Linked DNA regions of Homo sapiens: region 2 is linked to region 1. Evidence: read pairs that join two places in POLR2A ChIA-PET (ENCODE). Cell type or tissue: GM12878. All regions are shown on one strand. Links, peaks and the distances in the headings refer to the core of each region. The heading gives the core; the rest is flanking DNA. Region 1 overlaps FAM222B (family with sequence similarity 222 member B). Region 2 has its middle 9.1 kb from the start of MIR4732.

Region 1 (15,714 bases), core at 2,587-10,586:
CAAAACCTACTAAAAATACAAACAATTAGCCGGGTGTGATGGCGTGCACCTACAATCTCACCTACTTGGAAGGCTAAGGTCAGAGAATCACCTGAGCCCAGGAGGTTGAGGCTGCAGTGAGCCAAGATCATGCCACTGCACTCCAGCCCGGGCAAACAGAGTAAGACCCTGTCTCAAAAATAATAATAACAAATTAAATAAATAAAGCAGTGTAAGGAAATAGAAAGTACTGGGTAGGGTAATAATTTTAAACAGCATAGTCAGAGCAATCCTCACTAAGAAACTACAGTTTCTCCATGGTTTACCTGTTAGTTTCAGTGCAAGACAGCAGCACAGCTTTTAATTAGGTAATTTTTTAAAAAGCACTTAACCATAACTAATACAGTTTTTGTTTTCTCATGTGAAGTTTAATACTTAGGCACTTGCACCCCCTTTTTTTTTTTTTGAAACGGAGTCTTGCTCTCTCGCCCAAACTGGAGTGCAGTGGCGCGATCTCGGCTCACTGCAAGCTCCGCCTCCCGGGTTCACATTATTCTCCTGTCTCAGCCTCCTGAGTAGCGCCACTATGCCCGGCTAATTTTTTGTATTTTTAGTAGAGACAGGGTTTCACCGTGTTAGCCAGGATAGTCTCGATCTCCTGACCTCGTGATCCACCCGCCTCGGCCTCCCAAAGTGCTGGGATTACAGGCGTGAGCCACCACACCAGGCCACTTGCACCTTTAATAAAAAGCAATTTATCAACTTGTTTTCAAGAATGGAATCCTGTTGTTTTTTTTTTCTTTTTTTGGGATGGAGTCTCACTCTGTTGACAGGATGGAGTGCAGTGGCACGATCTCGGCTCACTGCAACCTCCGCCTCCCGGGTTCAAGCAATTCTCCTGCCTCAGCCTCCCAAGTAGCTGGGACTACAGGCGCACACCACCATGCCCAGCTAATTGTTGTATTTTTAGTAGAGACGGGGTTTCACCATGTTGACCAGGATAGTGTCGATCTCTTGACCTCATGATCCACCCACCTCGGCCTCCCAAAGTGCTGGGATTACAGGTGTGAGCCACCGCGACTGGCCTCTTGTTTTTGTAACACAGAAAAACTTTTTTTTTTTTTTTTTTGAGACCGAGTCTCGGTCTGTCGCCCAAGCTGGAGTGCAGTGGTGCGATCTCAACTCACTGCAACCTCTGCCTCTCGGGTTCAAGCGATTCTCCTGCCTCAGCTTCCCAAGTAGCTGGGACCACAGGCGCCTGCCACCACGACCGGCTAATTTTTTTTTGTTGTTGTTGTATTTTTAGTAGAGACGGGGTTTCACAGTGTTCGCCAGGATGGTCTCGATCTCCTGACCTCGTGATCCGCCCACCTCGGCCTACCAAAGTGCTGGGATTACAGGCGTGAGCCACCGCGCCCAGCCAAAACTTTCTTTTTTTAAGAGACAGGGCTCACTCTGTCACCCAGGCTTCAGTGCAGTTGCACCACTATAGCTCACTGCAGCCTCAAACTCCTAGGCTCAAGTGATCCTCCTGCCTCAATCTCCTGAGTAAGCTGGGACTACAGGTGATTGCCACCACACTCAGGTAATTATTTTATTTTTTGTAGAAACAAGATCTCGGCTGTTGCCCAGGCTGGTCTTGAACTCCTAGGCTCAGGAGATCCTCCTGCCTTGGCCTCCCAAAGTTCTAGGATTATAGGTGTGAGTCACCACACCTGGCAAGAAAGGCTCTTTAAACAATAAGAAAACAAAGTAATGCAAACTTCCACACATACCAAAGACTGCTGTTGTATGTAACTATGACTTTGATAAAGACTGGCATTTCTCTGGTTGAGCAATGATACTTTCTTTTTTTTTTTTTTGAGACGGAGTTTCACTCTTGTTGCCCATGCTGGAGTGCCATGGCACGATCTCGGCTCACAGCAACCTCCGCCTCCCGCGTTCAAGCGATTCTCCTGCCTCAGCTTCCCGAGTAGCTAGGATTACAGGCATGAGCCACCACACCTGGCTAATTTTGTATTTTTCACAGACGGGGTTTCTCCATGTTGGTCAGGCTGGTCTCGAACTCCCGACCTCAGGTGATCTGCATGCCTTGGCCTCCCAAAGTGCTGGGATGACAGGCGTGAGCCACCGCACCCGGCCTATGAGACTTTCTTAACTAGTTGTGAGGAACTGAAAGATGAGCAGATGTGGACAGATGTGAGGTGGAGGGAGTTGGTATAAACAATTTTAGAGAGCTATTAAAATTGATGTGCAGGCTGAAGTGGCATAAGCTTCTTACTTCTAGGCGCACTAAGGAACAATTTCTCCCAAAATATACTATCACTGATAAGAATGACACATTTCAGTTGGGACACTGGTTCAGCTTGGAGAAGAGGCAAAAATAAAAATATATCTGGCTGAAAAAGCTGCCTTTTCCAACTTAATTTTGCCAGGGACTATGGAAATAGTCAAAGGACTTTTCTTAAAATGAAAGGTTCTTTTTGTCTCTCTGGAGAAAAGTTCTAACACAGTATCACTCTCCAATTGCACCATACCTCACTAAATATAGGCCAAATATTAAAATATTTTGTAAAGCACTTTAGTGAATGCACAGTAACACCTGGCAAGACAAGTTAAAACTAAGATGTGGATTCTTAATTAAGCTACTAGTTCCACATTTTGTTGAAAAAAAAAAAAAAAAAAAAAGTTGGCCAGGCGCGGTGGCTCACACCTGTAATCCTAGCACTTTGGGAGGCCGAGGCGGGTGGATCACAAGGTCAGGGGTTCGAGACCAGCCTGACCAACATGGTGAAACCCCATCTCTACTAAAAATACAAAAATTAGCTGGGCGTGGTGGCAGGCGCCTGTAACCCAGCTACTCAGGAGGCTGAGGCAGGAGAATTGCTTGAACCTGGGAGGTGGAGGTTAAAGTGAGCCGAGATCGTGCCACTGCACTCCAGCTTGGACGACAGAGCGAGACTCCGTCTCAAAGAAAAAAAAAAAGACCAGGCGCAGTGGCTCACGCCTGTAATCCCAGCACTTTGGGAGGCCAAGGCGGGCGGATCACGAGGTCAGGAGATCGAGACCATCCTGGCTAACACAGTGAAACCCCGTCTCTACTAAAAATACAAAAAATTAGCCGGGCGATGTGGCGGGCGCCTGTAGTCCCAGCTACTCAGGAGGCTGAGGCAGGAGAATGGTGTGAACCCCGGGGGGCGGAGGCTGCAGTGAGCCAAGATCATGCCACTGCACTCCAGTCTGGGCGACAGCGAGACTCCGTCTCAAAAAAAAAAAAAAAAAAAGAAAAGAAAAAGTTCTGGGAGAGTAAGATAAGCAAAAGCCAAACCAGTATCTTTACAGCTGCTAAATTAATGTCTTCATAATAGTAAAACAGGCTGGGCATGGTGGCTCACGCCTGTAATCCCAGCACTTTACTATTATTATTATTATTATTGTTGTTCTTCTTCTTCTAGTAAAACCATTCCCAGCTGAATAGCTGGGTAAGGCAGAGGGTCCATACAGGAACCCAGTAAATGGGACTTTTCCCTCCTAATTTAGGATGAGCTGTCTTCAACTTCTCACAGACTTGATATATCTTTCCTTTTAAAGTAGATTAAGTCCTATCCTTTACATAATAAGAATGAAGATAAATAAAATGCCAATGGTAGAAGTGCTTAGCTTTTGGAAGGAAGTAAATCTTAAGTTATGACTAATAATGCTTATGCTTCTCCTTTGAAGCAACACGAATGTTGTCTAAATCATCCCAATTCTGCAAGTGGCATAAAATCTGATTTTCATTCAGTTCAGCAACTGATCCTCAAAAACACTTTGCTGAATGCAAAAAAAAAAAAAGAAAAAAAGAAAAAGAAAAAAAGTGATTGTTCAGGTAATATCTTCCCAGCAAACAGCACTTAAAGAAACCCCCAGCTTTTTTTTCTGAGAAAGAGTCTTACTCTGTGGCCCAGGTGCAATGGTGTGATCGGCAATGGTGCGATCTCGGCTTACTGCAACCTCTGCCTCCCAGGTTCAAGCAATTCTCCTGCTTCAGCCTCCCGAGTAGCTGGGATTACAAGTGTCTGCCACCACACCCCACTAATTTTTGTATTTTTAGTAGAGATAAGGTTTCACCATGTTGGCCAGGCTGGTCTCAAACTCCTGACCTCAAGTGATCCACCCACCTCGGCCTCCCAAAGTGCTGGGATTATAGACATGAGCCACTGCGCCCAGCCAGAAACCCCCAGCTTTAAAGTGATGACTGCTTTCCAATTTGGGCCTAGCAGAATGGCTCCCGCAAAGGGTGGTAAGAAGAAAGGCTGTTCTGCCATCAACCAGGTGGTAACCCAAGAATACACTATTGAGATTCACAAGTGCATTCATGGAGTGAGCCTCTAAGAAGCAAGCCCCTCAGGCACTCAAAGAGATCTGGAAATTTGCCATGAGGGAGATGAGGACCCCAGATGCACACATTGATAGCAGGCTCAACAAAGCTGTCTGGGCCAAAGGAATAAGGAATGTCTCACACAGTGTATCCCTGCGTGGTTGTCCAGAAAATGTAATGAAGATAAAAATTCACTAAAACAAGCTCTATACTTTGGTTACTTATGTACCTGTTACCACTTTCAAAATCTACAGACACTCCATGTGGATAAGAACTAACCACTGGTCATCAAATAAAATTATACAACTGCAAAAACAACAACAAAGTGATGACAGTACTACTTTCATCACACACTGACTATTCTAAATGGATTTCATTTCAGCCAACAGCTCTGATTATTAGCAAGTATTGCCCAGTGTTAGAAAACTTTGCTTTGGTTAAGAAGAGAGGTTTGTTTCTTTGCTTTTTCTTTTTTTTTTTGAGAGGGAGTCCCACTCTGTTGCCTAGGCTGGAGTACAGTGGTGCAATCTCGGCTCACTGCAACCTCCACCTCCCAAGTTCAAGCAATTCTCCTGCCTTAGCCTCCTGAGTAACTGGGATTACAGGTGCATGCCACCATGCCTGGCTAATTTTTGAATTTTAGTAGAGACAGTGTTTCACCAGGTTGGCCAGGCTGGTCTCGAATGCCTGACTTCAAGTGATCTGCCCACCTTGGCCTCCCAAAGTGTGGAGATTACAGGCATGAGCCACCGTACCCAGGTTCTTCTTTTTTCTTTTTAGAGACACGGTCCTGCTCTCTCACCCTGCTCTCTCACTACTTGGGATAGCAGCTCACTGCAACCTCGAACTCCTGGGCTCAAGGGATCTTTCCATCTCAGCCTCCCAAGTAGCTGGGAGTACAGGCACACATCACCACACCCACCTAATTTTTTTATAGAGAGGGTCTCACCATCTTGCTTGGGCGGGTCTCAAACTCCTGGGCTCAAGCAATCCTCCTGCCTCAGTCTCCCAAAGTGTTGGGATTACAGGCATAAGCCACTGTGTCTGGCTGCAGTTTGTTTCTTTGGCTTAGCTACCAACAGCTCACCCACATATGATGAATTATTTACATATACTATGGGGTCAGAAGACACCAACAATGAAGACATTTCAGCCAGGTGCGGTGGCTCACGCCTGTAATCCCAGCACTTTGGGAGGCCGAGACGGGTGGATCAAGAGGTCAGGAGTTCAAGACCAGCCTGGCCAAGATGGTGAAACCCCATCTCTACTAAAAAAATACAAAAAAATTAGCTGGGTGTGGTGGCAGGTGCCTGTAATCCCAACTACTTGGGAGGCTGAGGCAGAGAACTTTTTGAACCTGGGAGGCAGAGGATGCAGTAAGCCGAGATCATGCCACTGCGCTCCAGCCTGGGTGACAGAGCAAGACCACGTCTCAAAAAAAAAACCAAAAAGCAAAAAACAAACAAAAATGACATTTCAGTATCAAAAGCTAGTTTACGTATGACTTACTTGAAAGATTTTAATTCTCCATAGCACCTCAGTGTGATTAAGTAACAAAGGTCAGGTCTCTTCGGGAACCAGGACATCTATCTTCTCCTCCCCTTGGCAATCAGAGCTCCTAGTTCTTAGGCCTTTGGTCTCAGACTGAATGACACCACCAGCTTTCCTGGTTCTCGGGCTTGCAGACAGCATATTGTGGAACTTCTCAGCCTCCATAACTAAATGAGCCAAGTCCTAATCCCCTCTTATATATTTACCCTACTGGTTGTTTCTCTGGAGAATGCTAATACAGATTTTTTTTTTTTTTCAGGCACAGTCTCGCCCTGTCGCCAGCCTAGAGCGCAGTGGCGCGATCTCGGCTCACCGCAACCTCCACCTCTCGGGTTCAAGCGATTCTCCTGCCTCAGCCTCCCGAGTAGCTGGGACTACAGGCACGCGCCACCACGCCCAGCTAACTTTTGTATTTTTTAGTAGAGAAGGGGTTTCACTATGTTGGCCAGGATGGCCTTGATCTCTTGACCTTGTGATCCACACACCTCGGCCTCCCAAAGTGCTGGGATTACAGGCATGAGCCACCATGCCTGGCCTCTAATATAGATTTTATATTTAGTATTAAATAAAACAAACTGTCCCAAGGATACTACATTGAGCTGAATTTTTCTAGGTCCAGTACTGAGTTATATACTACTTTTGATGATTAAGAAACTAAGTGCAGGCCGGGTGCGGTGGCTCACGCCTATAATCCCAGCACTCTGGGAGGCCAAGGTGGGCAGATCACAAGGTCAGGATATCGAGACCATCCTGGCTAACACAGTGAAACCCCATCTCTACTGAAAATACAGAAACAAAATTAGCCAGGCGTGGTGGCAGGCACCTATAGTCCCAGCTACTCGGGAGGCTGAGGCGGGGGAATGGCGTGAACCCCATTGGCAGAGCTTGCAGTGAGCCGAGATCACGCCACTGCACTCTGGTCTGGGCGACAGAGCGAGACTCCATCTCAGGAAAAAAAAAAAGAAAGAAACTAAGTGTAGTCTGGACATGATAGCTCATGGTTCTAATCCCAGCACTTGGGAGGCCAAGGTGGGAGGATCATTGGAGCCCAGGAGTTTGGGACCAACCTGGACAACATAGGGAGACCCCGTCTCTATAAAAAATGAAAAAAGTAGCCAGGCATGATGATGCGAACCTGTGGTCCTACCTACTCAAGAGGCTGAGATGGGCCGGGCATGGTGGCTCACACCACTTTGGGAGGCCATGGCAGGCAGATCACTTGAGGCCAGAAGTTCGAGACCAACCTGGCCAACATGGTGAAACCCCGTCTCTACTGAAAATTCAAAAATTAGCCTGGTGTGGTGGTACATGCCTGTAATCCCAGCTATTCAGGAGGCTGAGGCACAAGAATCACTTGAACCCAGGAGGTGGAGGTTACAGTGAGCCGAGATCATGCCACTGAACTCCAGCCTGGGTGACAGAGCAAGCCTCCCATCTCAAAAAAAATAAAAGAGGCTGAGATGGGAAGACTGCCTGAGCCCAAGGGGTGGAGACTGCAGTGAGCCGTGATCACACTATATTCGAACCTGGATGACACAGTGAGAACCTGTCTCAAAAAAAAAAAGAAAGAAAGAGAAACACAAAAAAGTGGGATCTCTGTCTCAAAACAAAACTAAGTGTAATACAGGTTCTTGGCTATCTTGCCTACTGCTTAGTTGAATGACCAAAGAAAAAAACAAATTTTTCAGTAGTCTGTATGCCTAGAAAACCTCAGTTAAAAACCAGAGGAAGTTAAAGCTGTTGCCTAAAAATGTGCCCTTGAGGCAGGGCACGGTGGGTCACGCCTGTAATCCCAGCACTTTGGGAGGTGGAGGTGGGCGTATCACCTGAGGTCGGGAGTTCGAGACCAGCCTGACCAACATGGAGAAACCCCATCTCTACTAAAAATACAAAATTAGCTGGGCACATGGTGCATGTGGTGGCACATTCCTATAATCCCAGCTACTTGGGAGGCTGAGACAGGAGAATCGCTTGAACCTGGGAGGTGGACATTGCAGTGAGCCGAGATCGCGCCATTGCACTCCAACCTAGGCAACAAGAGTGAAACTCCAACTAAAAAAAAAAAAAGTGTCCTTGAGAATATCTTTGGATTGATTTCACCTGTCTATACTTTGCCTGCTTGCCCTTTTGTGTGTATAATCAATAACAGACTTTTCAAAGATCAGGAATGAACTTTTGTTTTTTCCACTTTTTGGTCTCTGTGAATCTAAGGAATGAACTCTTAACTAGAGTCTTGTCCATATCTTGGTAAAGATGCCCTCTGCCCTTTTCAGTTAGGCCGCAATGTAACAAACTCAGTCCATGACTGAATTTAATCTAACCAGCCCAGTATTTCCTTCCTGGGATCCACCAGCACCAAATATAATAAAACTTCAATTTGGAAGTCGGGCACCACGGTGCACACCTGTAGTCCCTTCGGTGGCTGGGTCAGGAGTACTGCTTGAGTCCGGGAGTTCAAGGCCAGCCTGGGCAATATAATTGGGACGGCACCCTGTCTCAAAACAAAACAAAATAAAATCACCTTCAAGTTGGTCTTTTCTTAACAACTTTATTTTTTCTTTCTCCAATACCTCATCTTGAGCATTCTTCTTTTGATTAATAATAGCATACTGGTGTTTGGATCCCCTTCACAACCAGAAAGATAAAAAAAGCCTCTCAGGGTAGATATAGGAAAACTTCAAATCATTTCAAATAGGGTTCCTGAAATTTCTTGGAGAAAATAATAAGCTATATTAGAAATTCAGAGAAAGGAAGAATTCAGAGACCTTGGCTCTCGGTCTGGCTTCACTACCAAATCACTTAAGTTATTTAGATAATCACAGGCCATTAGTTTTCCCTACTTCAGAGAAATGCTGAGACCGATGTTCATTTAATTCACTGGATAAAAACTATCCAAAAGTAAGACTATTTATCTTTTTTTATCTTTTTTTTTTTTTAGATGGAATTTCGTTCCTGTTGCCCAGGCTGGAGTGCAATGGCACAATCTCGGCTCACTGCAACCTCTACCTCCTGGGTTCAAGCGATTCTCCTGCCTGGGCTTCCCAAGTAGCTGGGATTATAGGCACGCACCACCACACCCAGCTAATTTTTGTATTTTTAATAGAGATGGGGTTTCTCCATGTTGGTCAAGCTGGTCTTGAACTCCCGAACTCAGGTGATCCGCCTGCCTCAGCTTCCCAAAGTCCTGGGATTACAGGCGTGAGCCACCGCGCCTGGCAAATATTTATCTTAATACTGGAAATGATTCTTGGGCTGAAGAAACGCTTGTTTTTGTGTGTGTGTTTTTTTGTTTGTTTGTTTTGCTTTTATGTGGAGTCTCACTCTGTCACCCAGGCTGGAGTGCAGTCCAACGATCTCAGCTCACTGCAACCCCCACTTCCTGGGTTCAAGCAATTCTCCTGCCTCAGCCTCCTGAGTAGCTGGAATTACAGGCCTGTGCCACCATGCCCAGCTAATTTTCATATTTTTAGTAGAGATGAGGTTTCACCATGTTGGTCAGGCTGGTCTTGAACTCCTGGCCTCAAGTGATCCGTCCGCCTCAGCCTCCTGAAGTGTTGGGATTACAAGCATGAGTCACCACATCTGGCCCAAACTCTTGTCTTAACCTTTTGTGAGACGTTTTATGTATTTACAGATCATGAAATCTCTAATGAAGTAAACTTCTAAGATCTGACTAAACAAAAGGACCATCAAGTGTTCACAGAATGCTAACATATAGAACAAAGTTTAAAGAAGATACAAAGGCCTGGACTCTAAAAAATAAATGAACAATTCAAATGTCTGGTTTAAAACAAACAAAAAGATGGATTAAAAGTTTGTATCGGAAAGGTAACTTTGTTTTGAATGGTTTTGACAATCTCATACCTCCTGCAGTATCAAATACAGTCTGGGTAATTAATTCAGTGGACTCTTTCCCTTTTACTGCCAGACTGAACAGCTCTGAGGATAATCTCCCTCACTCTCCCAGGGCTCAGTTGGAAGATTCATTATTTATGCCCTCAATTGTTTACTCTGTCCTATTTTTCCACACGTCCAGCAGGCCCAAGAGCTGTGTTACCACTGGCCTGTTTCCAAAATGAATGCATTACTCATTGCCCTATTAGTTACAAAACCAAAATAATCAAACACAGTGGTGTCTTAACGTTGGAAAGCAACCCCACCAACCATTTGATCTAGGAGAGAAATTAATAACAATGCCAGCCCAGGTTACCAAAAGCTAAATTGTCCTGGATGAAGAGAGAACCATACATCATTCCAGTCCTTTATTTTGAGCCACTGAACAACACACATGCATATCCAACAAGGATTCTTAAAGGACAGTATCATTAGAAAGACAGCTCTGGCCTTCACTGAGAACAGACTGTAAACTACTAAGGGTTAAACTGATTGAGAGAAAATTTGCCTAAGCAACCATTCTTTAGGAAGAGTTCAGTAACTCACCAACAATAAATTCTACATCCTCATCTGAGTGGTAAACAGATTACAGACTCCATCAAGTCCTCTACTTTCAGGATTCAGACTCATAGCAAACAACTTCCTCAAAAGATTCAGCTTCCAAGAGTCAAACCCTGGGGGAGGGGATTGTGCTTAAACACACAAAATATTGTCTCTGACACCTGACTGAAAAAGCTGAAAAGCTAAAAACTACCATCACCCACATCTCCATATGAATGCATCCATTGTTCTAAATAAGTCTCTGACAATTGACAGAGCATTCTCAGAGTCTCCTGTGCCTCTAATATTTTCTCACCTAGAGTAAGCTTTTCCCAATTCCAAACCTTACAACACTCAAGCTGATTATTCTGAGAATCAAGCAATGCCAAGGGCCCAATATTTTTCTTTCACCTTCTCAAGGGGATCATTTTATACTTCTGATGTGAACAGGGGATTAGTCTCGAGTCTCCCTTTAGAGAGAACATAGAGTCCTTTTTCTTAACACATTCCAAGCCGTGACTCACAGAAATAAGCAGGATGGGCCGGGCACGGTGGCTCATGCCTGTAATCCCAGCACTGTGGAAGGCCGAGGCAGGTGGACCATCTGAGGTCAGTTTGAGACCACCCTGGCCAACATGGTGAAACCCTGTCTCTACTGAAAATACAAAAATTAGCCAGGCGTGCTGGTGCGTGTCTGTAGTCCCAGCTACTCAGGAGGCTGAGGCAGGAGAACTGCTTGAACCTGGGAAGCAGAGGCTGCAGTGAGCAGAGAGATTGTGCCACTGCATTCCAGCCTGGGTGACAGAGCGAGACTCCGTCTCAAAAAAAAAAAAAAAAAGAGAGAGAGAGAGAAATGAAATAAGCAGGTTGGATAAAAACAGACTGCTAAAGAAAATTAAATCAACTGCTTTAACCTCAACCAGCACTATGCCCCCTCAACCTAAGAGATTATGGCTTTCTATAATTGTTTCCTTGCAGATGACCAAATTCCAGGATTTCCATGCCCCTTAAATGATATTTGAACATCAGTGCAAATACATTTATGATTAGTTCTATACATAGTCTTCTGTCTCCTGGGAAAATTCTTTCACGAACCCCTAATTATTGCACCATGCAAAACAGTGATCACACAAATCAGTCAAAAAAATAGAAATATCGGGCGTGGAGGGGTGCAGTGGCTCACACCTTAATCCCAACACTTTGGGAGGCCTCTGGGAGGGCTGCTTGAGGCCAGGAGTTTGAGACCAACCTGGGCAACAGAGCCAGACCCTATTCTCTACAAAACATAAAAATTAAAAAATAGTAATATAAAAAAGTGAGTGAAGTATAACTTTATAAAGCTGTACTTACTGCTCACCCATGGGTAGAGAACATAAAAACCACCCAGATATCAAATAGAAGGGCAAACTTGTTTTTTGACAGAAGCAAGTTGAAATTGTACAGCCTCCAACTGGTTTTTTTTTGTTTTTGTTTTTGTTTTTTTGAGACAGGGTCTCACTGTGTCACCCAGGTTGGAGTGCAGTGGTACAACCTTGGCTCACTGCAACCTCTGCCTCCCGGGTTCCAGCAATTCTCCCACCTCAGCCTCCCAAGCAGCTGGGACTACAGGAGTGCACCACCACGCCCAGCTAATTTTTTTATGTTTTGGTAGAGACGGGGTTTTCACCATGTTGGTCTTTAACTTCTGACTTCAAGTGATCCACCCACCTCAGCCTCCCAAAGTGCTGGGATTACAGGAGCAAGCCATTGCACCCCGCCTTCCAACTGGTTTTTTTGGTCACTTCCCCAGCTTCCTATACCTTAGATATCAAAGTGCACTTTGTTTTATATACTAGCTAACTCTGTTTTATATACTAGCTAACTTTGTTTTATATACTAGCTAACTTTGTTTTACATACTAGCTAACTCTGTTTTATATACTAGCTAACTTTGTTTTATATACTAGCTAACTTTGTTTTATATACTAGCTAACTTTGTTTTATATACTAGCTAACTCTGTTTTATATACTAGCTAACTGTAAAGGCTTCAATCAGTGATTTTTAACAGTTCACTCTCAGTAGCAAGTTAACTAGTCAACATCTGGGGGATCCCCTTTCCCTCCCAATTTAAATACAACTCATGGAGCCTTAAGGGACAAGTGAGTAATAAAAACCCAAAACCTGACACAGGATTACTGTGAATCTACTTTTTAGTAACATGTCTATTCTAAGGTATTTGAAATCTTCTTTTTAAAAAAGGTAAAGTAAGCTTCGTAATCCCTATTACTTTCCACAGCTGAAATGGTTTCCTATCCCATTATCCCTATTTTTTATAATACTTGCTTTCATCCCAAATTGCTCCTAATTGTCTAGAGATCTAATAAATCAATGCAAAGAAAAAAATCACTAATCTAGCCAAAAGTGTAAGACAGCTCCAGTGTATCAATTCTGTCTTCAAAAGTGGACCCCAGTTACAACAATCGTGGGAAACTGAACCTGTATTACATAAACTCTGAACCATTTTAATTAATATTTATCAAAGTGTTGCCAAAAAAAAAAATATTCATCCCTTTTGGTACTGTAGCTCTTTGCTAATCAACATTAAGATAAACCTGCTCCAAACACGTTTCGTTGAAAATGCCCATTTAGGCCAGGCGCGGTGGCTCACGCCTGTAATCCCAGCACTTTGGGAGGCCGAGGCGGGTGGATCACGAGGTCAGGATATCAAGACCATCCTGGCTAACACGGTGAAACCCGGTCACTACTAAAAATACAAAAAATTAGCCAGGTGTGGTGGCAGGCGCCTGTAATCCCAGCTACTCAGGAGGCTAAGACAGGGGAATCGCTTGAACCCTGGAGGCAGAGGTTGCAGTGAGCCGAGATCGCGCCACTGCACTCCAGCCTGGGCAACAGAGCGAGACTCGTCTCAAAAAACAAAAACAAAAACAAAAAAACCCCCACGAACTAAAATACATCTGGAGGTTTGTTTTTTTAAGTTTGGTTTTGGTTTTTGACGATAGAAACTACTCCCTCCGAGGGTCTGTGAATATAAGAAATATACCAACAGAGAAAAAGATAAGACTTTTAAGTTTCAGCAACAGCAAGGTAAGTTTGCCTGCTCTAGTCAGGTTTCTCCAACAGAGATGAGCTACTACACAAAGCCGGTGACAATGTACTCCAGGAAGAGACTTTAGCAGAGTTAATCACTAACAACTATCAGGATTTCCTTTAACCACCATTTGACTGGGGCTGCTCCCTCTTTCCACTAGCACCTCCTCTCCTTTCAGATTGTTATTGCTGATCAAGGCAGTCCCAAGGAGGAAAATGGTGAAGACAACCTTAATGGACACGCATGGAGTACAGTTCCAAATATCCACTCCTAGCTTGCCTTTTCTTTTTTTTAAATTACGGTTTACTGCATCAGATACCACACAAAAAAGGGCTCCTCTTTTCTTCTCTGTGCATTTTACTATGCGACCGATATCGACACATCAGTAAAAAGAGATAAGAGTCCTGAATCTCCTTACCCATCTGCAGGGGTGAGATGAAGGGAAGGAAAAAAAATGATGAAGGGTAGAAACAGATAATCAAAATAAACTGATGCGATCCAGAGACATTATTTCCCGTTCCATTTCCCCTTTTCTTACAAGGTTAAGTCGGCTGAAGTCGGGGTCGCGTTAGAAAAAGCACACACACACCTTGCGCCCTGGAAAGGTGAGGTTCGCTCCGCAGCGCTCCGTGGGGCTCCTGGCTCCGCCCCGCCCGCCTTGGGCAGCTGAGCCCAGCTCACCCCCGCCCCGGGAGGATGGAAGAGAGGGGGCTTCTAGCGGTCTAGGCAGGGGGAGGGGGAGGCGGCTGCTCCGGGTGCCAGGCTCACGGAGCGCAGGACTCCGCGGTGCGCCGACACCCCCTCCCCCAGCCGGCTGCCGCTTGCTCCCAGCCGCCGCCGGAAGCCAGCCCCGCCCCCTCACCTCCACCCTGGCTCTTCGCGAGCCCTCTCCTGTCTGCACAGCCAATGGCGAGCCAGGGAGCCAGCAGAGCGACTCGCCAAACAGCCAACTGGGGAGGCCCACAGGGAGGTCAGCCACCGGGATAGGCCCGCTACCCGCGGACCCGGCCCGACTCGGCTCCTCTTTGTTAGCGCTGCCCCCATCTCTCCCGGCCCCTACCCCAAAGCCAGGAGCCAAGCATCCCGTAGCTGGGCCAGGTGAAGCTGCGCCCCTTTGCACCCCTTCTCCCTCTGTCCCCTTGTCCCCTCCCACTTTCTGCCTGGGTACTAGGAGACCCCCCCCCACCCACGCGATACCTCCCAGAGTGCCTCAGACTTCAACAGCAATTGCCACCTGGAGACACTCGACAGTAAAAAGATGCTCCCCAAGCCTCTCTGCCTCTAGTCTAATCAACTGCACTGCACTGTAACAGTGGACGGATTTAGGATTGCATATTAAATCAACTGCACACATCAATCCTCCCTGTCGGAAACTCGTGCTTCCCGTGACGCAGAAATTAAGCGGGGGGGGGGGGGGGGGGGAGGGGGGGGCGTTGGAGGCATGTTGGGAAAGTATGTATCTAGAAGTTGGTGGGGTGGAGAAGGGAATACATGAAATCATCAGACACAAAAAAAAAAAAAACACACACATACAAAAAAAAAAAACACACATAGTTGGCTCCAACCTGTTTCAGATACAAAACATCCAATGTATTTAGCTGGATGTATCCAATCCAGTTAAATCCCAAGATAACAATTCCTTTAGCAGGTTTCAGTACAATTAGGAAGCAAACACCTAATCCTTGTTCAGTCATATACCTAATATTATGGGGAACATACTCTCAGCAACCAGACTGGAGGAGACTAAGACAACATGAAAAATAAATGCAATGTGTGATTCTGACCTGGATCCTTTTTGCTATAAAGTATATAACTGGTATAATAATAAGCAACAGTTGAAGAGGATCTGATAATTATATGGAAGTAATGTGTCAATGTTACTTTCCTGATTTTGACAGTTGTTTCTTTTTTTTTTGTTTTTTTTGGAGACGGAGTCTCGCTCTGTTGCCCAGGCTGGAGTGCAGTGGCGAGATCTTGGCTCACTGCAAGCTCCGCCTCCCAGGTTCATGCCATTCTCCTGCCTGAGCCTCCCAAGTAGCTGGAGTAGCTGGGACTACAGGTGGCCGCCATCACGCCCAGCTAATTTTTTTTTTTTTTTTGTATTTTTTAGTAGAGACGGGGTTTCACTGTGTTAGCCAGGACGGTCTCGATCTCCTGACGTCGTGATCCGCCCGCCTCGGCCTTCCAAAGTGCTGGTATTACAGGCGTCAGCCACCGCGCCCGGCATGGAATAGGACATTTTAAACACTGTGGTATATTTTCTGGGGTGTAGTGATAGAGCACTACATGGGGCTCATTTAAG
Region 2 (15,595 bases), core at 4,055-12,054, 66 kb after region 1:
GTCATCATGGCTCACTGCAGACTCCCTGGGCTCAGGTGATCCTCCCACCTCAGCCTCCCAAGTAGCTGGGACTACAGGCGTACACCACCACACCTGGCTAATTTTTGTATTTTTAGTGGAGATGGGGTTTCGCCATGTTGTCTAGGCTGCTCTCAAACTCCTGGGCTCAAGTGATCCGCCCACATGGGCTCCCAGAGTGCTGGGATTACAGGCGTGAGCCACCGCACCAGCCTCCCTCTTCACATCTCTAAGTGTTACTTCTGCAGGGAAGTCTTCCCAGACTATTTAAGTCTCCCTGATAGGGACTTATTTATTTGTGTGATTATTCACATTAAGTAAATAGTCATGAGGGCCTTGTTTATTCACTAATATATTTCTGTGTTTTTGTTTTTGTTTTTTGTTTTTTTTTAGCGAGAGTCTTGCTCTGTCGCCCAGGCTGGAGTACAGTAGCATAATCTCAGCTCACTGCAACCTCCGCCTCCTGGGTTCAAGCGATTCTCCTGCCTCAGCCTCCTGAGTAGCTGGGACTACAGGTACTCGCTGCCACGCCCAGCTAATTTTTTGTATTTTTAGTAGAGACAGGCTTTCACCGTGTTGCCCAGGCTGGTGTCGAACTCTTGAGCTCAGGCGATCCGCCCGCCTCAGCCTCCCAAAGTGCTGGGATTACAGGCGTGAGCCACTGCGCCCAGCTCACTGATGTACTTCTATCACATAATTAACAACTAAATAAATGTTCCAGCCTACATCAAGCTGAGCCTAATGTAATATGGGGGAGGAGAGAGACCTTGGCCTGAGGAGGCAGATGGACAAAGCTGTGGCTCTCTCAGGCAAGCCATTTTCTCTCTGGGACCCTCCCTGTTCTTATTTGTAAATAGGAATAACAATAGTCCCCAGTTCACAGAGTTGCCAGATCTAGGGGATCAGCTGCTGGTGCCGGTCAACAGAAGGGGTTCAAACAAGTTCATTCCCACCTCACCCCATTCCCTCAGGGACCCCCACAAGGCCTGTCCTTGAACATCTGAAAGCCCATGGAATATTATTGAAAGCCACCTGGGACCATTGCAAGAACCCAGGTCTAGAGGTGACAGGTCCCAAGTGACAGTCTCAGCTGTGCTGCATCCAGCTCTGTGACTTTGGACCAAGTGTTCCCACTCACAGTTTCCTCAAATTTAAAATGGCAGCTGTCAATACCAACCTTATACAGTGATGAAGAGGGTGATACGAGCACTCATCTCAAGCTCCCAGATCAGGTCCTAGCACATATGAAACAAATGTCAGTTTCCTTCTTTACTTCTTTCTTCTGTCTCACAAACTGTGTGACTGGGGACAAATTGCACTTCTCTGAGCTTTGGTGGTTATACACATCTTGCCAAGTTGTAAGAGTCAAGTCAGAAATATGAGTGAGAGCCCAGGCATGGTGGCTCACGATTGTAATCCCAGAACTTTGGGAGGTTGAGGGGGGCAGATCACTTAAGCCCAGGAGTTCAAGACCAGCCTGGGTAACATAGTGAGACCCCATCTCTACTAAAAGTACGAAAAAAAAAAAAAAAAGAAAACAAATTAGCCAGTTGTGGTGGCATGTGCCTATATAGTCCCAACTACTTGGTGGGCTGTGGTGAGAGGATCACTTTAGCCTGGAAAGTCGAGGCTGCAATGAGCCATGTTTGCACCACTGCACTTCAGCCTGGGTGACAAGAGTGAGACTCTACCTCAAAAAAAAAAAAAAAAAAAGAAAAAGAAATATAGAAAGATGAGTGAGGGCCAGGTGCGGTGGCTCACGCCTGTAATCCCAGCACTTTGGGAGGCTGAGGTGGGTGGATAATTCGAGGTCAGGAGTTTGAGACCAGCCTGGCCAACATGGAGAAACCCCATCTCTACTAAAAATACAAAAAATTAGCCGGGCGTGGTGGCAGCACCAGTAATCCCAACTACTCGGGAGGCTGAGGCACAAGAATTGCTTAAACCCAGGAGGCAGAGGTTGCTGTGAGCCAAGACTGCACCACTGCCATCTACGCTGGGTGACAGAATGAGACTCCGTTTAAAAAAAAAAAAAAGATGAGCGACAAAGCTTCTGAAATCCAGCTGCTCTAACCAGGTGAGGCATTGTCGTTATGTCTGCTCCTGCTTCCCCTGACCCCCTTTCCTGTCCTGTGTCCCTCCTGCGAGGCCACCTCTACTCAGAAACCCCACAGACAGCTCAAGCTCCTTCAACAAAGGCAGGGCTTCGTGTACTAGGGCAAGCTTCATGCCACTTACTTCCTAGACTTCTGCCTAGTGCCTGGGGGCCAAGTCCAAAGGTGAGCATGGGCAGAACCTAGGCGTCCTAAAGGGAAAGGGGAGAGATTATCTCAGCCAGCCAGAGATCCTGTGGCTGTGGCCTCTGGCCAGGGGTGGGGATTGCTGTGAGTAGGGTGTGGGTTGGAGGAGAGTCTGGGCCTGGGAGGGATAGTCAGGGGGCCCTGATAAGCAGACATTGGGCTATCAGGGTGGGGGCCCAGCAGCCTTCTGTTTATCAGGAGCCAACACGGGCCAAAGCAGGGCTGAGGCGCTTCCCGCCCAGGGCTGTTTTCCTGGATATTTGTTCTTCCATTCCTCTGCCTCCCCAGTACCCCACAGGGAGTTGGAATGTGAATCCCTCTGCCTCTCTGCAAGGCACATGGAGACTCTCTGGCCAGTACAGGGGTGGGAGGACACCAGCTAGGGCCTTGGGCCTGACTTTTAAATTCTGACAGCTTTTGCTTCAAACCAGGAGCTCCATGGCTTTTCTGAGGCCAGTGAGGCAAGTCTGGGGACTTCGTCCTTCTAACTTCAACCCCTGCCACTGCAGCTTTAAGCTCTTGACTGTTCTTTAGGTCTTTTTTGGAAGAAGTCCTAAAGTGTATGGTGATGAAGTTAAGGATGGTCAGATCTGTACAGGTCCTTCAAAATCATGGAGTTCAAGTCTCCCATTTATATAGGAGAGAAACTGAAGGCAGAGAGGAGGAGAGAATTGTCCAAAGCTTAAGGGTTCCCTCCACCTCTCAGCATCGGAGAACAATGCATGACTCAGAGGAACAGGAAGCAGCCATAGACACTCACAGACAGATACACATAATATGCAAAACACACACATACAAATGCACACATGTGCACTGCCCACATGTACGCAGACATACAACACATAGAGATACACAGCATACACATTAAAAAAAGAAATTCAGGCCGGGCACAGTGACTCATGCCTGTAATCCCAGCACTTTAGGAGGCTGAGGCAGGAGGGTCGCTTGAACCCAGGAGTTCAGACTGGCCACAGCAACATAGCAAGACCTCATCTCTCCAGAAACATTTAAAAATTAGCCACCTGTGGGCCAAGCGCGGTGACTCACACCTGTAATCCCAGCACTTTGGGAGGTCCAGCCGGGCGGATCACCTGAGGTCGGGAGTTTGAGACCAGCCTGACCAACATGGAGAAACCCTATCTCTACTAAAAATACAAAATTAGCCGGGCGTGATGGTGCATGCCTGTAATCCAAACTACTCAGGAGGCTGAGGCAGGAGAGTCATTTGAACCCGGGAGGCAGAGGCAGCAGTGAGCTGAGATCATCCTATTGTACTCCAGCCTGGGCAACAAGAGCAAAACTCCATCTCAAAAAAAAAAAAAAAAAAAATTAGTCAGCTGTGGTGGCACATGCCTGTATTCCTAGCTACTTGGGAGGCTGGGGTGAGAACATTGCTTGACCCCGGGAGACTGAGGCTGCAGTGAACTATGATTGCAGCAGCACTGAACTCCAGCATGGGAGGCTGGCTGAGTGAGACCCTGTTTCTAAAAAATAAATAATAAATTCAGCGGGTAGAATTACTCTTATTTTCCTCTTGGTTGCTTTACTATGTCTCATGACATTAGCAATTTTATACAAGGATAAAAGGAGGCCAAATAATATGGTTATTCAAACAGTTATTCAGTGTTTTCTCATTCAATGTCTCATAGCACAGACAGTAGCAAAACTCATTCAGGAACAAAGGACTTTGAGAAATTTTGAGAAGCTGGAAAACTGGTTTTTCGTTTTGTTTTGTTTTGTTTGTTTTTTGAGACTGAGTCTCGCTCTGTTGCCAGGCTGGAGTGCAGTGGCACAATCTCAGCTCACTGCAACCTCTGCCTCCCGGGTTCAAGGGATTCTCTGGCCTCAGCCTCCCGAGTAGCTGGGACTACAGGCGCCCACCACCATGCCCAGCTAATTTTTGTATTTTTAGTAGAGACGGGGTTTCACCATGTTGGTCAGGATGGTCTTGAACCCCCTACCTCAGGTGATCCGCCTGCCCGGCCACTGTTTTTTTTTTTTGTTTTTTTTTTCTTTTAAAAATGATAGGGTCTCATTCTATTGCCCAGGCTGGAGTGCAGTGGTGCGGTGTTGTGGTCATAACTCACTTCTGCGCTCAAGGGATCCCCCTACCTCAGCCTCTCAAGAGTAACTGAGTAAGCATTCCTCCCGCATCAGCCTTCCAAAGTGCTGAGATTACAGATGTGAGCCACTGCGCCCAGCCTGGAAAACCATTCTAATCCTTACCCTCCATGAGGTCAATGGGGCTTGAGATTTAGGAGTTTGTCAGAGAGGCCTGCTCCACTTCATCCTGACTGGTCTGTGAAGCTTCTCTTCACTCTCCCTGACACTTCCCTCTCGAGGTCCAGGCTTGGGACCTGCTCTTACTGTTGTCCTCATCACAGTGTGGCAAATTCCCTTGTTTGTCCCCAACCATTCCATGAATGGGCACCTTGTCTGAACCATCTCCCTGGCCCAGCACCCGGGATTTATCCTGGGAGGTGTTCAGAGAACGCCTTACATGGAACAGATGCTCAAGCATATGTTCCCTTATACTCTTTATGCCGTTCAGCCCCATGAGGAAGTGTGCATGTTGAGCACTGTACCCAGATGCCCCTGGAGCCCTTCCAGGGAGTGGGGTCCTAGGAATGGCTTTCCTGGGGGCTTTGCCGATGTCCATCCATCTCCAAAAGACACCTGCATGCCATTTTCACGATAGAGAAACTAAGGTTCAGGGAGGAAGTGCTTGGCCCGAGTCTTATAGTGAGCAGAACTACAGCCCTGTTCTCCAGACCCCACACCCTGGCTCTATGCACAAACCCGCTAGGAATAGGGTAGATTTTGTGTCTTTGTGAGGCCTTTTTGAGTTTCAATGGAATCAAACCTAAGTTCTGCCAGTTACCAGTAATGTGATTCTGAGCCTCCTTATCTATTATAGGGATGAGAATAATACCTGCCTCACAAGATCCTTCAGAAGATTCAGTAAAATCTAGCTGGGCACGGTGGCTCACACTTGTAATCTTAGTACTTTGGGAGGCCAAGGTGGGTGGATCACTTGAAGTTAGGAGTTGGAGACCAGCCTGTTCAACGTGGCAAAACCCTGCCTCTACTAAAAATACAAAAAAAGGTCGCTGGGTGTGCTGGCAGGCACCTGTAATCCCAGCTACTCAAGAGGCTGAGGCAGGAGAATCACTTGAACCTGGGAGGCGGAGGCTGCATTGAGCTGAGATTGCGTCGCTGTACTCCAGCCAGGGCGACAGAGTGAAACTCCATCTCAAAACAACAGCAAACAAACAAACAAGATTCAGTGAAATCGTGTAAGAAAGCCCCTGAATGATGCAAGGATTCCTTCTGTGTTTCTACTTATGCAGGCAGACTCCACTCATCTATCGGACCTCTTTTTTTTTTTTTTTTCCAGAGACTGGAGTGCAGTGGTACAATCACAGCACGTTGCAACCTTGAATTCCTGGACTCAAGGAATCCTCCTGCCTCAGTCCCCCAAGTAGCTGGGACTGCAGGCCCATACCACCACACCCAGGAAAAAATTTGTTTTCTCGCTCTGTCGCCCAGGCTGAAATGCAGTGGCACAGTCTTGGCTTAATGCAGCCTCTGCCTCTGGGTTCAAGAGATTCTCCTGCCTCAGCTCCCGAGTAGCTGGGATTACAGGCATGCACCACTCCTGGCTAATTATTTTTTGTATTTTTAGTAGAAACGGGGTTTCACCATGTTGGCCAGGCTGGTCTCAAATTTCTGACCTCCAGTGATCTGCCTACCTTGGCCTCCCAAAGTACTGGGATTACAGGCATGAGCCTGTACGTGAGCACCCGGCTCCACGTATTTTTTTTTTTTTTTTTTTGAGAGGGTGTCTTGCTCTGTTCCACAGGCTGGAGTGCAGTGGTGCAATCTCGGCTCACTGCAACCTCCATCTTCCGGGTTCAAGCAATTCTCTGTCTCAGCCTCCTGAGCAGCTGGGATTACAGGTGTCCGCCACCACGCCTGGCTAATTTTTGTATTTTTAGTAGAGATGGGGTTTCACCATCTTGTCCAGGCTGGTCTTGAACTCCAGACCTCGTGATACACCCGCCTTGGCCTCCCAAAGTGCTGGGATTACAGGCATGAGCCACCACGCCTGGCCTGGCTCCAGGTACAGGTAATATATATATATATTTTAAGACCGAGTCTCGCTCTGTAGCCAGGCTGGAGTGCAGTGGCGTGATTTGGGCTCACTGCAACCTCTGTGTCCTGGGTTCAAGCTATTCTCCTGCCTCAGCCTCCCAAGTAGCTGTAACTATAGGCGTGTGCCACCACACCCAGCTAATTTTTGTATTTGTATTTATTATTTTTTTTTGAGACGGAGTTTCGCTCTTGTCACCCAGGCTGGAGTGCAGTGGCACGATCTTGGCTCACCACAACCTCCTCCTCCCATGTCCAAGTGATTCTCCTGCCTCAGCCTCCAGAGTAGCTGGGATTATCCGCACGTGCCACCACGCCCAGCTAATTTTGTATTTTTAGTACAGTCGGGGTTTCTCCATGTTGGTCAGGCTGGTCTTGAGCTCTCGACTTCAGGTGATCCACCCACCTCGGCCTCCCAAAGTGCTGGGATTACAGGCGTGAGCCACTGTTCCCGGCCCTAATTTTTGTGTTTTTAGTAGAGATGGGGTTTTACCATGTTGGGCAGGATGATCTCTATCTCTTGACCTCATGATCTGCCCACTTCGGCCTCCCAAAGTGCTGGGATTACGGGCGTCAGCCACCGCGCCCGGCTCCAGGTAATTTTAAAACAAAATTTTTGTAGAAGCCTGGTGTGGTGGTTCATGCCTATAATCCCAGCTCTTTGGGAGGCTGAGGCGAGTGGATTGCTTGAGGCCAGGAGTTGGAGACCAGCCTAGGCAACATGACAAAATCCATCTCTACATAAAATACAAAAATTAGCCTGGTGTGGTGGCATGTACCTGTAGTTCCAGCTACTCAGAAGGCTAAGGTGGGAGGATCGCTTGAGCCTGGGAGGTTGAAGCTGCAGTGAGCCGTGATCGCACCACTGCACTTCAGCCTGGGTGACAGAGTGAGACCCTGTCTTAAAAAAATTTTTTTAGGGCCAGGCGCAGTGGCTCAGGCCTGTAATCCCAGTACTTTGGGAGGCCAAGGTGGGTGGATCACGAGGTCAGCAGTTCGAGACTATCCTGACCAATGCGGTGAAACCCCGTCTCTACTAAAAATACAAAAAAATTAGCTGGGCATGGTGGTGGGCACCTGTAATCCCAGCTACTTGGGAGGCTGAGGCAGGAGAATCTCTTCAAACCAGAAGGTGGAGGTTGCAGTGAGCCAAGGCTGGACCACTGCACTCTAGCCTGGGCAACGAGAGCAAAACTCCATCTCAGAAAAAAAAATTTTTTTTTTTAAATAGAGATAGAGGCCAGGCACAGTGGCATACGCCTATAATCCTAGCACTTTGGGAGGCCGAAGCAGGCAAATCACTTGAGGTCAGGAGTTCAAGACCAGCTTGGCCAACGTGGTGAAACCGTGTCTCTACCAAAAATAGAAAAATTAGCTGGGCATGGTGGCAGGCGCCTGTAATCTCAGCTACTCGGGAGGCTGAGACAGGAGAATTGCTGGAACCTGGGAGGCGGAGGTTGCAGTGAGCCGAGATCACGCCACTGCACTCCAACCCAGGCTGACAACAGTGACCAAAAAAAAAAAATAGAGATGGGGGTTCTCACTGTGCAACCCAGCCTGATCTCAAACTCCTGGCCTCAAGCAAACCTCCCACCTCAGCCCTTAAAAGTTCTGGGATTACAGGCATGAGCCACCATGCCTAGTCATCTAATCCCTTGTTTAGCCTCTTCCACACACTGCTCTTGGGCAGCTGCAATCCAGCAACAATCCCCTCTCCTTTCTCTGACCTCCTGCAGTTTATGAGCCAAGCCTTCTCATGAAGCTCACTTGTCCTGAAATCACAGGCCCATGTTTGGCTTGAACCAGAGCTTTCGCCTTCACAGTTCAGGGGTTGTACATTAGGGTTCTTGCTTCCTGTCTAGGAGTACTGAGAGCTAGCAGGAAATAAGCACAGCTTCTGACTGACTTGTCAGAGTCCGGGCTCCACCACACTACCGCTGAGTGATTCTGGCCCCTGCACCTGATCTTAGAGTCTTGGCTTCCTCAACAGTAAAATGGGGTTCAGGCCAGGTTCAGTGGCTCATGCCTGTAATCCCAGCAGTTTGAAGGCCGTGGTGGGCGGATCCCTTGAGGTCAGGAGTTTGAGACCAGCCTGGACGACATGGCGAAACCCTGTCTCTACTAAAAATACAAAAATTAGCCACGCGTGGTGGTAGGCGCCTGTAATCCCAGCTACTCGAGAGGCTGAGGGAGGAGAATCTCTTGAACCTAGGAGGCAGAAGTTGCAGTGAGCCGAGATAGTGCCATTACACTCCAGGCTGGGTGACAGAGTGAGACTCTGTTTCAAAAAAAAAAAAAAAAAAGGCCGAGCGCGGTGGTTCACACCTATAATCCCAGCACTTTGGGAGCTTGAGGCGGGCAGATCACGAGGTCAGGAGTTCGAGACCAGCCTGACCAACATGGTGAAACTCCATCTCTACTAAAAATACAAAAATTAGCTGGGCTTGTTGGCACAGGCCTGTAATCCCAGCTACTGAGGAGGCTGAGGCAGGAGAATTGCTTGAAACCGGGGAGGCGGAGGTTGCAGTGAGCCGAGATCGTGCCACTGCACTCCAGCCTGGGCGACAGAGCAAGATTCTGTCTCAAAAAAAAGGGGTTCAAATGCTTTCTTTTCCATGCTGGTGAAGATGAAATGAGACAGTGAAGGTGGATAGTTCTAACCTAGAGCCTGGCACATGAACAACAGGAGCTCAACAGATGCCAAGCTCCTTCCTTCCTGGCTTTGCAGTGGGCTTTCCCTGTTTACTCTCTCCAACGGGGCATACACCTGTGGGCGCTCGTGCTCACTCATACCCGTGCACGTACACGTGATAGTGTCCCCCTTGCACCCCTGTTGAGACACATACTGAGTCAGAAATGGAAATTTTCCTCTCAACACCTCCCTAACTCTATTCATCAGCTTCCAGTTCCTATTCTCTGGGTCAGTGGGGACTCTCAAGTCCAGACTTGGGCCATGACCTTTCCAGTCTCCTGGTACAGTTCTTTCTTTTTTTTTTCTTTCTTTTTTTTTTTTTTTTGAGACGGAGTCTGGCTTTGTCCCCCAGGCTGGAGTGTAGTGGTGTGATCTCGGCTCACTGCAAGCTCCACTTCCCAGGTTCACACCATTCTCCTGCCTCAGCCTCCCGAGTAGCTGGAACTACAGGTGCCCGACACCACGCCCGGCTAATTTTTGTATTTTTAGTAGAGATGGGGTTTCACCGTGTTAGCCAGGATGGTCTTGATCTCCTGACCTCGTGATCCGCCTGCCTCGGCCTCCCAAAGTGCTGGGATTACAGGCGTGAGCCACTGCGCCCAGCCAGGTACAGTTCTAAAGGTGGCTGTTGAGTGGAGCCTGAGTGTCCCTACTGCCTCAAATCCTTCCCGCCATCAGCCAGGCCTTTACATTCCTCCCTCCCTGCCAGGACAACCTGTTTGCTTCACAGCTGCTGTGGAAAAGATAGGCAGCCTGGATTATCAAGACAGACAAGGCTCCTTGCTGACAGTTCCCACCCACCCAGAGGCAAGCGTTCCTGAGCCCTTAACCCCCTCTGTGCTGGGCCTTCAGGCCTAGGGACTGGGCACAGCAGGGAAGATGGGCAGGCCTGGTACCCTCTATATCGAATTCCTAAGGCTGGTGGGGTCATGAGCACAACAGGGTAGGAAACAGCATCACCTGCACACTCCAGGTGCCCATTCTATATACTAAGCCCTTTCCTTCCTGGGTTCATGGAAGTTCATGGTAAACAGGGCCTTAGCAGGCCTCTGAAGGCTCAGGCAGAATGCTCTATACTCTCCACTCTCTCTTCCTGAGGCTGGTTCCAGGCTCTGGGGACAGAGGCCTGGCTTTCTCCATTCCAGGGGTCCACTGGCATTAGTACAGGTGCTGAGGCATCCCCTCCTCACTCCCTACCCCCACATCATTGCCCCTTCCTCCTCTCCAGCACCCTTCAGATCTCTTTCAGCAAGGCCCCTCTCATCTTCTTGCTGAAGTCAGTGTCCCTGACACTAAGGCCAACCTGGACCATCTCCTAGTTGGGTCTCATTGCAGCCACTCAGGCCTCCTTTTCCTGAAGGTCAACAGGAAGCAGTGAAAAGACCAGTAGTGGGCCAGGCATGGTGGCTCATGCCTGTAATCCCAGCACTTTGGGAGGCTGAGGCAGGTGGATTGCTTGAGCCTCAGGAGTTCGAGACCAGCCTGGGCAACATGGTGAAACCCCATCTCTACTAAAAATACAAAAATTAGCCAGGCGGTGGTATGCAATTGTAGTCTCAGCTACTTGGGAGGCTGAGGCAGAAGAATCGCTTGAACCTGGGAGGTGGAGGTTGCAGTGAGCCGAGATAGTGCCACTGCACTCCAGCCCAGCAGAGCGGGACTCCATCTCAAAAAACAAACAAACAAACAAAAATTAGCCAGGTATGGTGGTGCATGTCTGTAGTCCCAGCTACTCAGGAGGCTGAGGTAGGAGGTTCACTTGAGCTTAGGGAAGTCAAAGCTGCAGTAAGTCGTGATGGTGCCACTGCATTCCAGCCTAGGCGACAGAGAGAGACTATCTCTCTATCTTGAAAAAAAAAAAGTCTGCTCCCTCAAATGTTTTTCCCATTTCAGTAAATAACAACTCCGTTCTTCCGTTCTTCCAGATGGGACGAAGATCTTGGAGGCAATTTATTTTCTTTTTTTGGACATGTTCCAGATTTTGATCTTCACGCTGGTTAGAAAGGTATATGCATTTATGAAATTTTATTATATGTAAAATTCACAAGATTTGTACCCCTTTCGCTATGTAAGTTATACTTCCAATTTAAAAGCAACCACTCAATTCCCTATTTTCTATGTATTAATCACAATTTTTTTTGTTTTGTTTTTTGAGACAGGGTCTTGCTCTGTCACCCAGGGCAAAATGCAGTCACCCAGGGCAAAATGCAGTGGCATGAACATGGTGTGTCCAGAATTGGTGGGTTCTTGGTCTCATTGACTTCAAGAATGAAGCTGCAGACCCTCGCAGTGAGTGTTACAGTTCTTAAAGATGGTGTGTCCGGAGTTTGTTCCTTCTGATGTTTGGACGTGTTCGGAGTTTCTTCCTTCTGGTGGGTTCATGGTCTGGCTGGCTTCAAGAGTGAAGCTGCAGACCTTCGCAGTAAGTGTTACAGCTCTTAGGGCGGCACGTCTGGAGTTATTGGTTCCTCCCGTCCGGAGTTGTTCATTCCTCCCGGTGGGTTCGTGGTCTTGCTGGCCTCAGGAGTGAAGCTGCAGACCTTCGCAGTGATTGTTACAGCTCATAAAGGCAGTGCGGACCCAAAGAGTGAGCAGCAGCAAGATTTATTGCAGAGTGAAAGAACAAAGCTTCCACAGTGTGGAAGGGGACCTAGCGGCTTGCCCGCAATTTATTTTCTTAATTAACTTTTTGCTGAAGTAGAACATATATTCAAAAAGTGCATGACTCATAAGTGAATTATCACAAAGTGAACACACCCATGTAATCACCATCCAGGTCAAGAAACAGGACATTCTCAGGGGGCTCCTGTGCCCTCTATTTCTGTCTCTTCTTCCCCAAAGGTGACCTTTAGCTGATCTAATGTCATAGATTAGCTTTGCCTGCTTTTTGGACTTTATATGGAATGATACAATCTATATTATTATTATTATTATTTTTTGAGATGGAGTCTCGCTCTGTTGCCCAGGCTGGAGTGCAATGGTGTGATCTCAGCTCACTGCAACCTTTGCCTCCCGGGTTCAAGCAATTCTCCTGCCTCAGTTTCCCAAGTAGCTGGGACTACAGATGTGCGCCACCACGCCCAGGTAATTTTTGTATTTTTAGTAGAGACGGGGTTTCACTATATGTTGGCCTGGCTGGTCTCGAACTCCTGACCTCAGGCAGTCCACCCGCCTCAGCCTCCCAAAGTGCTGGGATTACAGGCGTGAGCCACCATACCCGTCTATTATTATTTTTGGGACAGGGTCTCACTGTGTCTCCCAGGCTGGAGTGCAATGGTGCAATCTTGACTCACTGCAGCCTCAACTCAACGTCCCGGGCTGAAGCAATCCTCCCACCCCAGCCTCCCGAGTAGCTGGGACTATAGGTGCAAACCACCATGCCCAGTTAATTTTTTTTTTTTGTATCTTTTGTGGAGACAGGGTTTTGCCACACACTCAAGCAATCTGCAATCTGCCCACCTCATCCTCTCAAAGTGCTGGGATTACAGGTGTGAACCACCGCACCCAGCCCATGTCTGGCTTCTTTCACTCAACATTACGTTTGCAAGATTTATTCAAGTATTTGCATGTAGCAGTAGTTCATTTGTTTTTATTACTGCATAGTATTCAATTTCATGAATATGATACACATTTTTCATTCTACCATTGATGAACATTTGAGTTGTTTGAATTTGGGGGCCATTATTCATAATGCTGCTGTGAGTATTCTTGTACCCATATGTATGTATATTGCTGTTGGAGTGAGATGGTTGGGTCAAAGGGTATGCTTTTGTTCAGCTGTAGTAGATTCTGTCAAACAGGTTTCCAAAGTGGTTGTATTGACATATATTTCTACCAGCAGTGTATGAATGTTCCAATTGCTCTTCCTCCTCACCCATGCTTGATATTGTAACTTTTTTTTTCATTTCAGTCATTCTGGTAGGTGTGAAGTGATAATCTCATTTTGGTTTTAATTTGCATTTCCCTGATGACTAATGAAGTTATGCATGCTATTCCTGCCATTCTTTACTATGTAACAAATCAACCTCCAACTTAGAAGCTTAAACAATGAGCAGTCCATTTACTATCTCACACAGTTTCAGGAGTCTGGATTTTAGGAGGTTGGCTGGGCAGAAATGGCTTGGGGTCTCTCCTGCACATGCAGCCAGATGGTGGCTGGAGCAGCTGCAGGTGTCTATCTCTTTCTCTTCATGTAGCCAGGGCCCAACCCTGTGGTCCCTCTGTTTGGGCTTCCTTACAGTACAGTGCCCTCAGAACAGTCATACTGCTTACATGGTGGCTAAAGGCTTAAAGAGAGAGTATTCCAGCAAATAAAGCACAGGCTTTGTCATCGTTTGTGATCTAAACTCAGAAGTCACATAATGTCACTTCTGCAATACTCTTTATTGGCCTGAATAGCCACAAAAGTCCCACCAGTTTCAAGGGAAGGAAGAATAGGCTCTACCTCTAATTGTAAGGATGGTCAAAGTGACACTGTAAGAGGAACATGTAGGATGGAAGATATTGTTGCCACTATCTGTGGAAAATACAATCTGTCACACAGATTTCATACATCTATTGGCCATTCCTTTGTCTATTTTTCTGCGGCATTACCATTTCTTCCCATACTGATTGGTAAAATATATTCTGAATGCTAGTTTTTTTTTTTTTTTTTTGCCAGACATATATCTTGCAAATATTTTTTCCCATTATTCTGAGGCTTGTCTTCTCATTCTTTTTTTTTTTTTTTTTGAGACAGGGTCTCTGTCGCCTAGGCTGGGGTACAGTTATGTGATCATAGTTCACTGCAGCCTCCATCTCCTAGGCTCACACGATCCTCCCACCTCAGCCACCCAAGTAGCTGGGACTATAGGCACAAACCACCATGCTCAGTTAATTTTTTTTTTGAGATGGAGTTTTGCTCTGTTGCTGAGGCTGGAGTAGAGTGGCGCGATCTCAGCTTACTGCAACCTCCGCCTCCTGGGTTCAAGCAATTCTCCCTGCCTCAGCCTCCTGAGTAGCTGGGATTACAGGAGCCTGCCACCACGCCTGGCTAATTTTTGTTGTTTTAGTAGCGACAGGGTTTCACCATATTGGTCAGGCTGGTCTCAAACTCCTGACCTCAGGTGATCCACCCGCCTCGGCCTCCCAAAGTGCTGAGATTGCAGGCATAAGCCACCATGCCTGGCTGGCCAAGACCTATTGTGATGATGCAATATATCAAATTTTTCTTTTATGGTTAGTAGTTTTTTTTTTTTTGGTCTTAAGAAATCTTGCCTATGTCAAGGTCATAGAAACATTCCCTGCTTGCTCTATGAACTTTATGTTTTGAGTTTTTACATTAGGTCTGTGATCCACCCCAAACTAGATTTGGGTATATGGTGTGAGGTAGGGGGTTGCAATTCAATTGTTTTTTTCTTTTTTTTTTGAGACAGAGTCTCACTCTGTGTGCAGTGGCATGATCTCGGCTCACTGCAACCTCTGCTGCCTGGGTTCAAGTGATTCTTCTGCCTCAGCCTCCCGAGTAGCTGGGATTACAGGTGCCTGACACTGCACCTGGCTAATTTTTGTAGTTTTATTTTTTTGAGACGGAGTCTTGCTCTGTCACCTAGGCTGGAGTGCAGTGGTGCGGATCTCGGCTCACTGCAAGCTCTGCCTCCTGGGTTCATGCCATTCTCCTGCCTCAGCCTCCCAAGTAGCTGGGACTACAGGCGCCTGCCACCATGCCTGGCTAATTTTTTGTATTTTTAGTAGAGACAGGGTTTCACTGCATTAGCCAGGATGGTCTCGATCTCCTGACCTCGTGATCTGCACGCCTCGGCCTCCCAAAGCGCCAGGATTACAGGCGTGAGCCACTGTGCCCAGCCCATTTTTGTAGTTTTTAATAGAGACAGGGTTTCACCATCTTGGCCAGGCTGGTCTTGAACTCCTGACCTTGTGGTCCACCCAACTAGGCCTCCCAAAGTGCTTGGATTACAGGCATGAACCACCACGCTCAGCTGCAATTCAATTTTTTTCCCCAATACAGACCCAGTTGTTCTAGCACCATCTGTTCCTTTCTGCCTTGAATTGTCTTGGTGCCTAGAAATACCTTTTAAGGTGTATCAAATGATATCACTCCTTTTTCAAAGCCTTTCAGTGGTTTCCCACCTCAGAGTAAAGACCACAATATGCCTCATTAAGGTTCTACATGATCTGGAAAGATGAGATCCTGACTCATCTCCTGATACCCTGACTTACTCCCTTGCTCCAAACATCCTGACCTTGCTATTCTTTCATCATGCCAGACACTCTCCTGCCTCAGGGCCTTTGGATGGAAAACTCTTCCTTCAGATATCTGAATGGCTCAATCCTTTACTTTCTTCAGGGCTACCTTCTTAATGAGGCCTTTTTTGGATACCCTAAAATTTCAGCGGACTCCCACACTTCCTATAATTTCTTTGACTTCTTTTCC

Evidence for each region. ChIA-PET counts read pairs that join two places held together with the same protein. Peaks named below come from ENCODE experiments on the same cell type or tissue, not always from the same donor. Only the 100,000 strongest peaks of a DNase experiment are listed, where the experiment ranks them.
Region 2: POLR2A ChIA-PET joins it to region 1 with 5 read pairs; 15 of 35 experiments call an interaction of 5 or more read pairs at or near these places.

The regions. Positions count from the first base shown.
Region 1 is chr17:28,798,208-28,813,921 of GRCh38, forward strand. All of the region lies in intron 1 of FAM222B (family with sequence similarity 222 member B), which reads right to left. It also overlaps the pseudogene RPL31P58. Among named protein-coding and RNA genes, the nearest start is that of FAM222B, 37 kb to the right of the region's middle. RefSeq lists enhancers at 10,534-11,475, 13,835-14,477 and a silencer at 14,003-14,292. In GM12878, for the core only: no CTCF peak of the experiment used is centred there; a DNase peak (open chromatin) is centred at 10,448; H3K27ac peaks cover 379 bases.
Region 2 is chr17:28,863,008-28,878,602 of GRCh38, forward strand. No RefSeq gene overlaps it. Among named protein-coding and RNA genes, the nearest start is that of MIR4732, 9.1 kb to the left of the region's middle. RefSeq lists a cis regulatory region at 2,066-3,122 and an enhancer at 8,560-8,629. In GM12878, for the core only: no CTCF peak of the experiment used is centred there; a DNase peak (open chromatin) is centred at 8,324; H3K27ac peaks cover 1,465 bases.